Regions from separate parts of the Homo sapiens genome. Here region 1 is linked to region 2. A link is a loop called in an ENCODE intact Hi-C map of the cell type or tissue named here. Cell type or tissue: endothelial cell of umbilical vein. All regions are shown on one strand. Links, peaks and the distances in the headings refer to the core of each region. The heading gives the core; the rest is flanking DNA. Region 1 overlaps TRAPPC12 (trafficking protein particle complex subunit 12). Region 2 has its middle 18 kb from the start of ADI1.

The links. Peaks named below come from ENCODE experiments on the same cell type or tissue, not always from the same donor. Only the 100,000 strongest peaks of a DNase experiment are listed, where the experiment ranks them.
Region 1: a loop joins it to region 2, with 6 times the contacts of the local background. A loop is called at or near these places in 3 of 110 quality-filtered maps.

What each region holds. Positions count from the first base shown.
Region 1 is chr2:3,421,743-3,427,116 of GRCh38, reverse strand. TRAPPC12 (trafficking protein particle complex subunit 12) reads right to left here. Exons shown (of 12, transcript NM_016030.6): 4 at 5,123-5,236; 5 at 2,454-2,592. Among named protein-coding and RNA genes, the nearest start is that of TRAPPC12, 45 kb to the right of the region's middle. In endothelial cell of umbilical vein, for the core only: a CTCF peak has its summit at 3,042 (motif pointing left); a DNase peak (open chromatin) is centred at 3,016.
Region 2 is chr2:3,534,668-3,540,041 of GRCh38, reverse strand. It overlaps a transcript of RNASEH1 not described here. Among named protein-coding and RNA genes, the nearest start is that of ADI1, 18 kb to the right of the region's middle. RefSeq lists enhancers at 3,749-4,043, 2,951-4,150. In endothelial cell of umbilical vein, for the core only: CTCF peaks have their summits at 2,925, 3,128 and 3,974 (motif pointing left); DNase peaks (open chromatin) are centred at 3,261 and 3,851; H3K4me3 peaks cover 967 bases; H3K27ac peaks cover 1,832 bases.

The sequences.
Region 1 (5,374 bases), core at 228-5,227, 110 kb after region 2:
CAGGCATAACTGATTAAACAGAAACACCCTCAAACTTCCCCAATTAACAATGCCTTTAACCTTTCCATCTTTTCTTCACAACCTACCAAGTGACAGGCTCCCCATTCTTTTTGGGCTGGAAATTCGGTCTTACACGGAAAGGATGACCCTCAAATTGGCGATGAAGTGGAGACAAGAAAGGGACACGACAGAATCAGGGAGCCCAGTTAATTTACAAGGTAGAACAGTAGCCCTTGAACAACCAGCCATGGCTGTATCTCTCCAACTCATGAGCGGATGTGGGAACCACCTACGTGCGGACTGGACGGAACTTTGGGAGGGACGTAGACGAGACTTGCTCCGGGGGAGAGAGGATGGATAAAGCCCTGCTCCTCGAGGACAGTGCTCACGACCACCGAGCAGCTTCCAGGCTGGAGTGCAGGAGAAGAAATACCCCAGGGAAGAGGTAAAGACATCTTTATCCAACCCATGGCTGCAAAAGCCAGACTCCTGGGGACAGAAGGCCTGCTTGGCCAGCAACACCAGTGAGGGCCCTTCAGCAAGTTCCCGAGACTCCTCTGGCCCCACTTCCTCCACCTGTTGGCCAGGCCACGGCAGACAGAGCTCCTGAACACGCACCCTCAAGCGGTCCTGGCTTTGGTCTGTTCCTCCTGGTCATGTGGAAGGCCAGCAGGACTGGACAGGCCAGTGGGTGGGCAGGAAGTGTCACACATTAAGGACTGGCGTCTACGTCCCTGGATGACACAGAGTCCTACGTCCGAGAGTGATAGTGGTGTTGCTGGTCCTTCTTGACTCTGTGGCTACCTAGCTTGGTTGGTTCACTTCCATGAAATCAAGCCAGCTCCATCAAGACAATCTCTTTGATTTATGCCCTATTTTAGTTATTAAAAGTTACCCTTCCCATTTTTTCTTTTCCACAAGGGGCAAATTCCCTTAGTCAGAAGGAAGAAACAATTTTAATACCAGTGAGACTAAAGGTCAAAAAACACTTTATACTAAAAATGATAAAAATCTCCATCAATTCTGGGATAACTCAGAGTAATATGGACCAATTCCCACCCGTCCTACTTGGAGGAAGGTAAAGATGATAAAGGAGAGAGCATGGGGAATAAAGAAAGCCGGCGTCTACATTCGTTCCTATGCCCCTCCAAAGAAACAGAGCTGAGTTTTAACCAAAAAAACAACACACAAAGAAGTTCAAAGATTTGTTTTTACTTCTAGCCTTTTTAGTTCATCTATTTACCTACTAGTATCAACCAAGTTCAACAGAATGTTTATTTAAATTTTCTGAGACTTCTATAGGAATTATTATTTTATTATTAATCAGGCCTTTGCATCTCTTGTACCACTGGTTTTAAATATTTTCTACCTCCAATCAGGCTCTGCATTTCCTGACAACTAGGACCATTCTCTGTAGCTCCACTGCTGCAGCCAACAAATGCTGACAATCGAGCCTGCAAAATGCGGCAGTGCGAGACTTTCCCATGTTACTGATACATTCGGAAGAGAGTAAGAAAACCAGCAAATACAGTTGGTACTAGATAGCAGCCATTATTCCAAGCAACTTACACGTGACATCATTTGATCTTTAGGACAACCCAGGCAGCAAGGAGGATTGGCATCTCTGTTTTACCAATAAGGACACTGGGGCACAGAGATGTCAGATAACTCCTCCAAGGCTACGCGATTCAATGGGGGAAGCAGGATGTAACTGGGGATGCCTGACAACAGGGCGTGGGCTTTCAATAGCTGCTTACACTGCCCTCACAAGACATCCTGCCAGGACTGTTTTCTATTTAAGAACACATGAGAGGCTTCAAACATATTTATGAGGTTCTCCACCAAGAGACGCACACTGCACAAGGCTCCCAGTGCTGCAGAAGGCTCTCCGTAACCCGCCCTTCTCCCTTCCCAACTGGTGGTTTCTTGTCACTCTCCTAGAACTACCCTATGCTGTAGCCTAGTGTTTTCCAAACAATGGTCGTGACCGTGACCCAAAGGGTGAACCACAACCAGATTTTTAAAATAAATTAAATCAGAATAGAGACAAACGGAAAATGTCACGGCGTGTGCCATATGCACGGACACGTTTGGTTCCACCGCTCTGCATCTCTGTGCGCCAGGTCCCGATATGGGACGGCTCTTCCCTGTGGAGCGCAGCTCAGACGTCTACTACCCGGCCCCTGCACCAAATCATGCTGCCCTGACAGAGCAGGTGCTTGACACGTAGCTGCTAAATGTACAAACAGATGCACCAGGGAGCACCTCCAGGTCAGTGTTTCGGTAAATCGGAGTGGGAGCATTCTGTAAGTCAAGGCTTGTTGCTGGGTACTTATCTGATTTTTCAAGACTGGATAAATAAGGAAAACTGAGGCTACGAAATTATGTATAAATCAAAGCAAACCAGAGCGACACACAGACAAATGTACAAATATTAAATACCATGGCCTTACCCCTGCGCCCAGGGTACACGTGCGGGTAGTACTCGTAATAAAGATCTGGCTGATCAAGATTTCCGAAGGGTTCAAATTCCATCTCAGCATTCTGGAAAAGGCCCAACTTCACTAGTAGTGCCAGCCTGACAAACCAGAGCTAAAAACAAAATACAATGGAAACAATAGGTTATCTACATATATCCAGTTCAGAATTTGCTATTCCTTATGAGTTGGTGTTAGAGGTTAATTTCTCATATATTAAAATAAGGGCTAACCTAACTTTCTATCTTTGCATATTTACACAATCGTATTTAAAAAATTACTCTTGAAGCTGGGCATGATGCCTCATGCCTGCAGTTCCAGCTACTCAGGAGGCTGAGGTGGGAAGATTGCTTGAGCCCAGGAGTCTGAGTCCAGCCTGGGCAACATAGCGAGACCCTGTCTCTAAGAAGAAATTACTATTGAGCTTAATAACAATGTGAATGATTTTACATAATTGTTTACTCAATAAGTAAACAGTGCTTACTGAGCAGGTCTGTGTGCAAAGCACTGTGCTAGGTGTCATGAAAATGAAAAGGCACCAAAGGAATGCGCCACCTAGTGGAGGGCGGGGGAATGACGGCGGGAACGGGAGCAGGAAGGAGAGGAAGCGCAGGGATGGGTTGTGTTTGAGGGCAGCTCTCAGGGCTGCAGAATTTCAAGGGGCCACAGGCTAAGGAAGGGTCTGCTGGTTCAGGGAACGTAAGGACAAAGGTACAGAGTGGACAAAACACAACATACGAGAGAGCACAGTGTGCTCTCAGGGGTACATTCAGGAAAATGGTGGGAATTTGCATTAGACAGCTGCAGAGCCAGAGACTTAGGATTAAAAGGGTACCTTAGAAATGACCTAATTGGATCTGACTTTACTGATGAGAAGAATGAATTTCACTAAGTGTCCGCTGAAGGATGAACGGATAAAGGAACGTGGCATGACGCACAGTGGAATACCACTCAGCTTTCATGGAGGAAATCCCGTCGTTTGTGCTGTGGATGAGCCTAGGGGACATGACGTTAGACAAACAAGCCAGGCACAGAAAGACAAACACCGTGTGACCTCACTTACACATGGAATCTGAAAACACTGAACTCACAGAAGCAGAGTAGATGGCGGGTGCCGGGGCTGGGGGTGGGGAGGAGGGCCGGGCAGGGGAGGTTTGAGAGATGTTAGTCAAAGGAAACAAAATCCAGTGACGCAAGGAATAAGCTCAAGAGATCTATTGTAGACGTGGTGACACAGTTACAATGTATACTAAAAATTGCTAAGACAGATTTTCAGTGTTCTCATTACACACACACACACACACACACACACACACAAAGGCATGCGAGGCAATGCATGCGATTTAGCTTGATTTAACCATTCCATAGTGTACACATAGCCTGTCATGGTCTGAGGGTTTGCATACAACACGAGAAGATGAAATTTCACATGGTAGCCAATGGGAAACTATCCAGCTCTTGACTAGCTCCGTTTCAGACCTAGTTGGAAAGGAGGGTGGTTCACCCTCTTTAGGCAGCCTGGTGGTTCCTGGCTCTAGGGAGGTCACCATATTGGTGTTGAGCTAGTGCCAACACCTGATCAACAAAGTGCACTACGGCCCAGAAGCCCCAGGCCCAAGTGATCTTCCTGCCTCAGTCTCCCCAGTAGCTGGGACTACAGTCAATGCGCCACTGCGCCGGGCACAGTTTTCCAGCAGGAAAGTGAGATGATCAAAAGTGTGCTTTTTTGGAGGTAGTTTATGGAATGAATGTGAATAAAGAAACTTGAACTAAGTTCATAAAAGAGGCCAAAGCAACACTGCAATGAGAGCTCGAACTGTGGGTGGTGGTGGGTTGGAGAGAAATGATAGGAAAACAGCCTAAGATTTGGCAAACCAATGGATGGAGAGGTGATGGGGGAAAGTACATTTAAAGCTAGAGCGGCTCTTCTTGTCGGCTCTTGGGGGAAGAGAAAGAAGGAGAAGGAGCCTGCTGGAAATAGCTAAGCTGTCAGGGCTCCCCAGAGCTGCTCCTTTCAAAAGCTCATCACAGTTCTGAAGGATCTGGTGATCTGTTTAGTCCCGGGGGATTCCCATGTAAGCTAGAAGAACAGTTAAAAAACTCCCCAGGGAAAGGTAAGAATGTATCAACGTTTGCAGCTGTTCCTTCTTCTCAGATGAGTTTCCTTTTGTTCACAAGTCTATTTTGTGCATTCCCTTTTCTTTTTTCTTTTTTTTTAAATTTCAGAGCAAGTGATATACCACGAGGAGCAAATGGCACATGGACCCTCCGTCCTTGGGGTGGACAGAACCAACTGCTCCTGTCACTGTTTCCTACCGGGCCCAGACACGCCCCAGAGCCCCGCACAGGCCAGTTGCTACTGCCAGTCGTGAGGCGAACCCACCTGCTGACCCAAAGCCATGCCGGTTCCACCATGAGACTGAGTGTGGGCACTTGTGAGCGTGCTTCTGGGGCGCACAGGCATCCTGACGGGCCGAAGTGAGAATTCCAGTGCCCCAGTATAGTATATACAATATAATTAGGAGAGAAAGAAGCAGGATATGAAAACATACTTTTTGTTATTGGCATGAAAGGCCATGGTCCTGTCCATGTCCCCAGACTGTGATAAGCCAGGTTAAACTCCAGCACCTGAAAGGTGTTCTCACCTGCAGTGAATCTGTCGTGTGGCTGGTGAGCAGCCCGCTCTTGCCGTAGCCCTGGCCGTGGGCTGTGAGGAGACGTCCGCACAGGTCCACTGCTGCCCTCCAGTTTCTGCAGCTCTGCAAGACACGGCAGAACATGTGACCAAACACACATGCAAGGCATGGTGGAATCCATGACCCAAACGCATAGCCACTGGCCACAGCTGCTCACCTTGCTGGAAGCAGCGCCAGCCAGCCGTTAGTAATGGTGACAAC
Region 2 (5,374 bases), core at 184-5,183:
CGTCACGGTGTCACCCCATTGCTGAAGCCTGAAGGTAGCCACTCTGCCATCTTGTAGGACAGGCACAAAAGTGCACGAAGCCGGAGGTCAAACAAAACGAGAAAGAAAAAGCCCTCCTGGCTGGTGGACAGCTTGGGTAACTGTAAATAGGAACCAATGAAAGCTGCACTCCTGATTTCAGGTGATGTTCATTTCAAGTTGAGCAAGTCTGGGCCACAGATGCTGTGGCTGAAAAGGAGGGCCTCGGGGTAGATTTCTGGTCTTTTTCCTAATTCTAATATTCTAGTAGTTCTGGAGCAAGAAGGAATAGGTCACTCAACTAAAGCCCCTTTTTTAATAACGTGATGAGCTGACATTCAGAACTCAGGATGTCATCAGAACAAAACACGTAGCAATGATCGTGGTGGTCGTGGTTCCTCAGTTCGTAAACACTCAGGGGTAACATGGGGAGGGCCGGCTGCATCTGCCTGCATTGTGTCTCCTGGCACACAGAAGGCGTTGACTATGCTGGCCAGCTCGTTCAAGCAGCTTTGGTTCTTAATTGCCCATTGAGAGACAGGAATTGGCACAAGGTGACTCTGATATTGTGTTGACATAAGTATTTGTCAAAGAACAACTTTCATCAAAATACGCCCCCAAATTAAGATTCTTTGGTGATACGGGAAGCCGCCAGTATATGGTGGTAGGGTTTTGGACAAAGACAAATATGAATGAAGTGGGAAACAGGGCAAGTGGACCGCTGTCTCTGCCCGCAGCTGACAGAGCTGTTCTCTAAACCTAAATATGCACAGATTCGTGTATATTAAAAGCAGTACCTCAACAGTAAACAAGGGTCTTTAACCTAGGATTTAACATCCAGCAATCATGAAAGAAGACTACGTATAAATAAAAAGGTTTTGAAGAGCCATAAGCAAAAACAAACTAGGAAAAGAAGTTGCAACTCATATCACAAAGGACTAATTTCCCTAATATATAAGAACTAGAAATTGAAAAAAAACTAACAACTCAGAAGAATGGATTGGCCAAATTGTTTACAGAAAAAGAAATACTCATGGCCCTTTAGGAATGAAAAGATGCTCGGCTTTACTCACGAGAGAATGCAGATTAAAACACCAAGACATCATTTCTCTGTATGATATTAGCAACAGTGCATATGTTGCTGAGGCTGCCTGGAAACGTGTGCTCACCTGTGTTGGTGCTGAGTGCGGATGGGCACCACTCAACACCAGACAGAGGCGTGGCCCACTCTCAGAATTACAAATGCTTTGATGTTTAATCCACCAGTCCCCACTCTGCAGATTGTATGCTGTAGATACACCTTGCACACATAAAAATAAAAGATGACCAGGTTTTTAATATCAGAGAACTGGAAACTATACTGGGACCTGAAGCGGCCGTGGAATAAACAGCGTTAGAGTGACAGACCCCATAAGTACCCACAGACCAGAAGGTGCTCTGGGCACTGTTAAGTGGAAAAAGGAAAGTACCTGATTCATGTTACAGCAGGCTGCCTTTTGTGTCAAAGAGGATAAATAAAAATTCACAAACAGTGAAGTATTACTCTATTACACTGGGAATGGGGAGAGGATGCTGTGGGTGGGAACAGGGCGGTAATGAGACTTGCTGGGGTGTGCGTCTTTGTATGCTATCTTTTTATCTTTTATATATATATATTATATATATTTTTTTGAGATGGAGTTTTGCTCTTGTTGCTCAGGCTGGAGTGCAGTGGTGCCATCTCGGCTCACTGCAACCTCTGCGTCCTGGGTTCAAACAATTCTCTTGCCTCAGCCTCCGGAGTAGCTGGGACTACAAGGTGCCCAACACCACGCCCGGCTACTTTTTTTGTATTTTTAGTAGAGGCAGGGTTTCACCATGTTGGCCAGGCTGGTCTCCGACTCCCGACCTCATGTGATCCACCCGCCTCGGCCTCCCAAAGTGCTGGGATTACAGGTGTGAGCCACTGTGCCCAGCCTGTATGCTATCTTAAAAAAAAAAATTGTTTTAAGACAGTTTCGCTCTTGTTGGCCAGGCTGGAGTGCAATGGTGCGATCTCAACTGACCGCAACCTCCGCCTCCTGGGTTCAAGCAATTCTCCTGCCTCAGCCTCCCGAGTAGCTGGGATTACAGGCATGCACCACCATGCCCAGCTAATTTTGTATTTTTAGTAGAGATGGGGTTTCTCCATGTTGATCAAGCTGGTCGCGAACTCCTGACCTCAGGTGATCTGCCTGCCTTGGCCTGCCAAAGTGCTGGGATTACAGGCATGAGCCACCGTGCCCAGCCAAAAAGATTTTCTTTCATCTTTTTTTTTTTCTTTTGAGACACGGTCTTGCTCTGTCACCTAGGCTGGAGTACAGTGGCGCTGTCAAAGCTTACTGCAGCCTCCACCTCCTGAGCTCAAGTGATACTCCAGCCTCAGCCTCCTGAGTAGCTGGGACTACAAGTGTGTGCCACCATTCCCAGCTAATTTTTATTTTTGTTAGAGCTGGGGTCTCACTACGTTGTCCAGGCGGGTCTTCAACTTCTGGGCTCAAGCAATTCTCCAGCCTCGGCCTCCCAACACGCTGGGGTTAGAGCCATGAGCCACTGTGCCTAGCCTTTTTATATGTTACCTTGATCTTTGAATCATGTTGTAATACCTGTTAATAAATATTTGATAAAAAATATTCGAAAGGTCTGCCTTCAAAGAGGGCAGGTAAAGGGCATCGGTGCTGTGGGACTCTGACCAGCAGAAACCCCAGTGGCCAGGTGGACACATGCTTAGCTGAGGTGTTCAGATCCCACCCCAGTCTTTGCAGCTCCCATCTGCTCTGTGAAACTCTGTGACATGGCACAGTGTGTGTATCTGAGATTCGTATAATATGTAGTGTGCTCCTTTTAGGTAGACAACATGCTTTAACCTAACATTTTGAAACCCAGAAGAAAATTGATGGGGATCACATTTAGGAACTGAATGGATCCCCCAAAATTCATGTCAAACCCCTAATCCCTGGCGTGGCCATTTGGAGAGGGGCCTCTAAGGAGGTACTGGGGTTAAGGTTATAAGGGTGGGGAGGCCCTGACCCGATGGGATGGGTGTCCCTATAAGGAGAGACCCCAGAGTGCTCGTGCTCCCTCCTGCCTGCAGGGGCACTCTCCCGGGACAGACCACGCACCAGCCTCTGCGAGCCAGGAAGGAGCCTCTGCAGAAACGGAACCAGCGGGAACCTTGACCTGAGACTTGCAGCCTCCAGAACTGGGAGAAAATAGATTTCTGTTGTTTCAAGCCCCCGAGCCTGTGGTATTTTGTCCCAGCAGCCTGAGCAGGCTGAAATGGTAGGTTGGGATGCTTGGTAAAGAAAAAAAGGAAATTCTTGTTAAGGGTGTGAAGAGGCATTATTCAAGGGCCCACTCCAGTGAGGTTTTGCAGAAAAGGAGAGAGATGGGGCTCAAATCCGAGTACAGGGATGGGTGGGAGCTGACAGCCCCGGAGCAGGGGTGGGGCCTGTGGACAGAAATTCCTAAGTGGAAACGTCAGGAGTCAGGGTGGGTTTCCCCAAGCAGGCTCAGCAGGATTTGCTCAAACGGAGCCAGCCCAGGACAGAGCCCAAGGTCAGAGCCTGGTCCACGAGGGGACTCGGAGGGGTGGACTCAAGCTTGGTCCCAGAGGGGAGGGGACTCGGAGCGGTGGACGCAAGCTTGGTCCGGGAAGGTCTTTGTCAAGGCCCATTTGTTTTATTTTACAGGGAGGAAACTGCAGCCGAGTCAGCTCCTCTGACTCTAGGCCGACCGTTCTTCCCTGTATGACATGTGACTCACCAGATAAAGCCACACACGTCATTCTTTTAAAATTCTCTACTCTGTGAGTGCAATGAAATTAGTATTTTTCCACAAGTCCTTTCCTTTCTCTAATGTGTAAAGTAAGAGGCAGAGAGATCCTGCTCTAGTCTCTGGGCCCTCCCTCTGCTGGCAATGTTCTTTTTCTGTTTTAACCATCTGAGCAGCACACGACCGCCCTGTCTTGGGGCAGTGACGTGTCTGTGGTCAGTACAGGACCTGGTGCTGGCTCTCTCGTGGCCGGGACCGACAGTGCTCACGCCTGGACCCCGCTGTGTGTCCTACCCTGTTCAGTTTGCCAGCACAGGCTTTTGGTTCCATTTTCAACACATCTCTAGTCTGATCAGCCCTAACCTCCACTGCAGGCTGCGTCCTTCCCTGCCTGTACTAGTGCAGAGCTCCTGGTGGGTTCGCACCTTCTCCCCCAGCTCCTCCCTCTCCAGGTAGCAGCCAGGATGGCACTTTCAAACCATGTCAGATCACGTCGCTGCTGTGCTCAGGACCCTCCCGTGACTTCCTTGTCCCTCTCAGAATAAAATGCAAATTCCTCCCCCACACCCACAGGTGTCCCCCTGTCCCCACCCCACACCTCACCTGCACTTGCCAACTCCAGCCATGCGGCTCTTACTGCCGTTCCTCAATGTGCTGGGAACCTCCTGCCTCAGGGGCTTTGCTGTTCCACTGCCTGGGCTTTACTCAGATGGAACTTTCTTTGTAAAAAATTGATTTCTAAAATTATGGTAAAATATACATAACATAAAGTTAACATCTTAACCTTTTTTTTTTTTTTTTTTAGACAGGATAGTCTCACTCTGTCACGCAGGCTGGAGTGCAGTGGTGCAATCACAGCTCACTGCAGCCTCTGCCTCCTGGGTTCAAGTGATTCTCTTGCCTCAGCCTCCCAAGTAGCTGGGGACTAGAGGCACACACCACCACGCCTGGCTTTTTAATTTTTTTTTTTATTTTTAGTAGAGACAGGGTTTTGCCATGTTGGTCAGGCTGGTCTCGAACTCCTGATCTCAGGTGAACCGCCTGCCTCACCGTCCCCAAGTGCTGGGCTTACAGGTGTGAACCACTGCGGCCAGCCCATCTTAGCCGTTTTTAAGTGTGCAGTTCAGTGGCATTAGGTACACTCACACTGCTGTACAACCATCAGCACCCTCCATCTCCAGAACTTCTCATCTTCCCAGACTGAAGCTCTGTTCGTGTTGGACACGGACTCCCCAGCCCCTGGCAGCACTGTTCTGCTTTCCATCTCTATGAATGTGACTCCTCTAGGGACCCCGTATAAATGGAATCATGCAGGATTTGGCCTTTTGGGCCTGGCTTATTTCACTGACCCTAATGTCCTCAAGGTTCCTCCACATGGTAGCAGGTGTGAGAATTCCCTTCCTTCTAAGGCTGAAGAATGCTCCATTGTGTGGATGTGGCACAGGATTTTTTCTGTGCCACTTCACCAGCCGGAGACCTCCATGGCCGCTGGCGCCCCTGCCTGGCCTCACTCGGCCCAAGGATCACTGCTGGTGATACTCTGCACATTCGGCCCAGTGGGCTG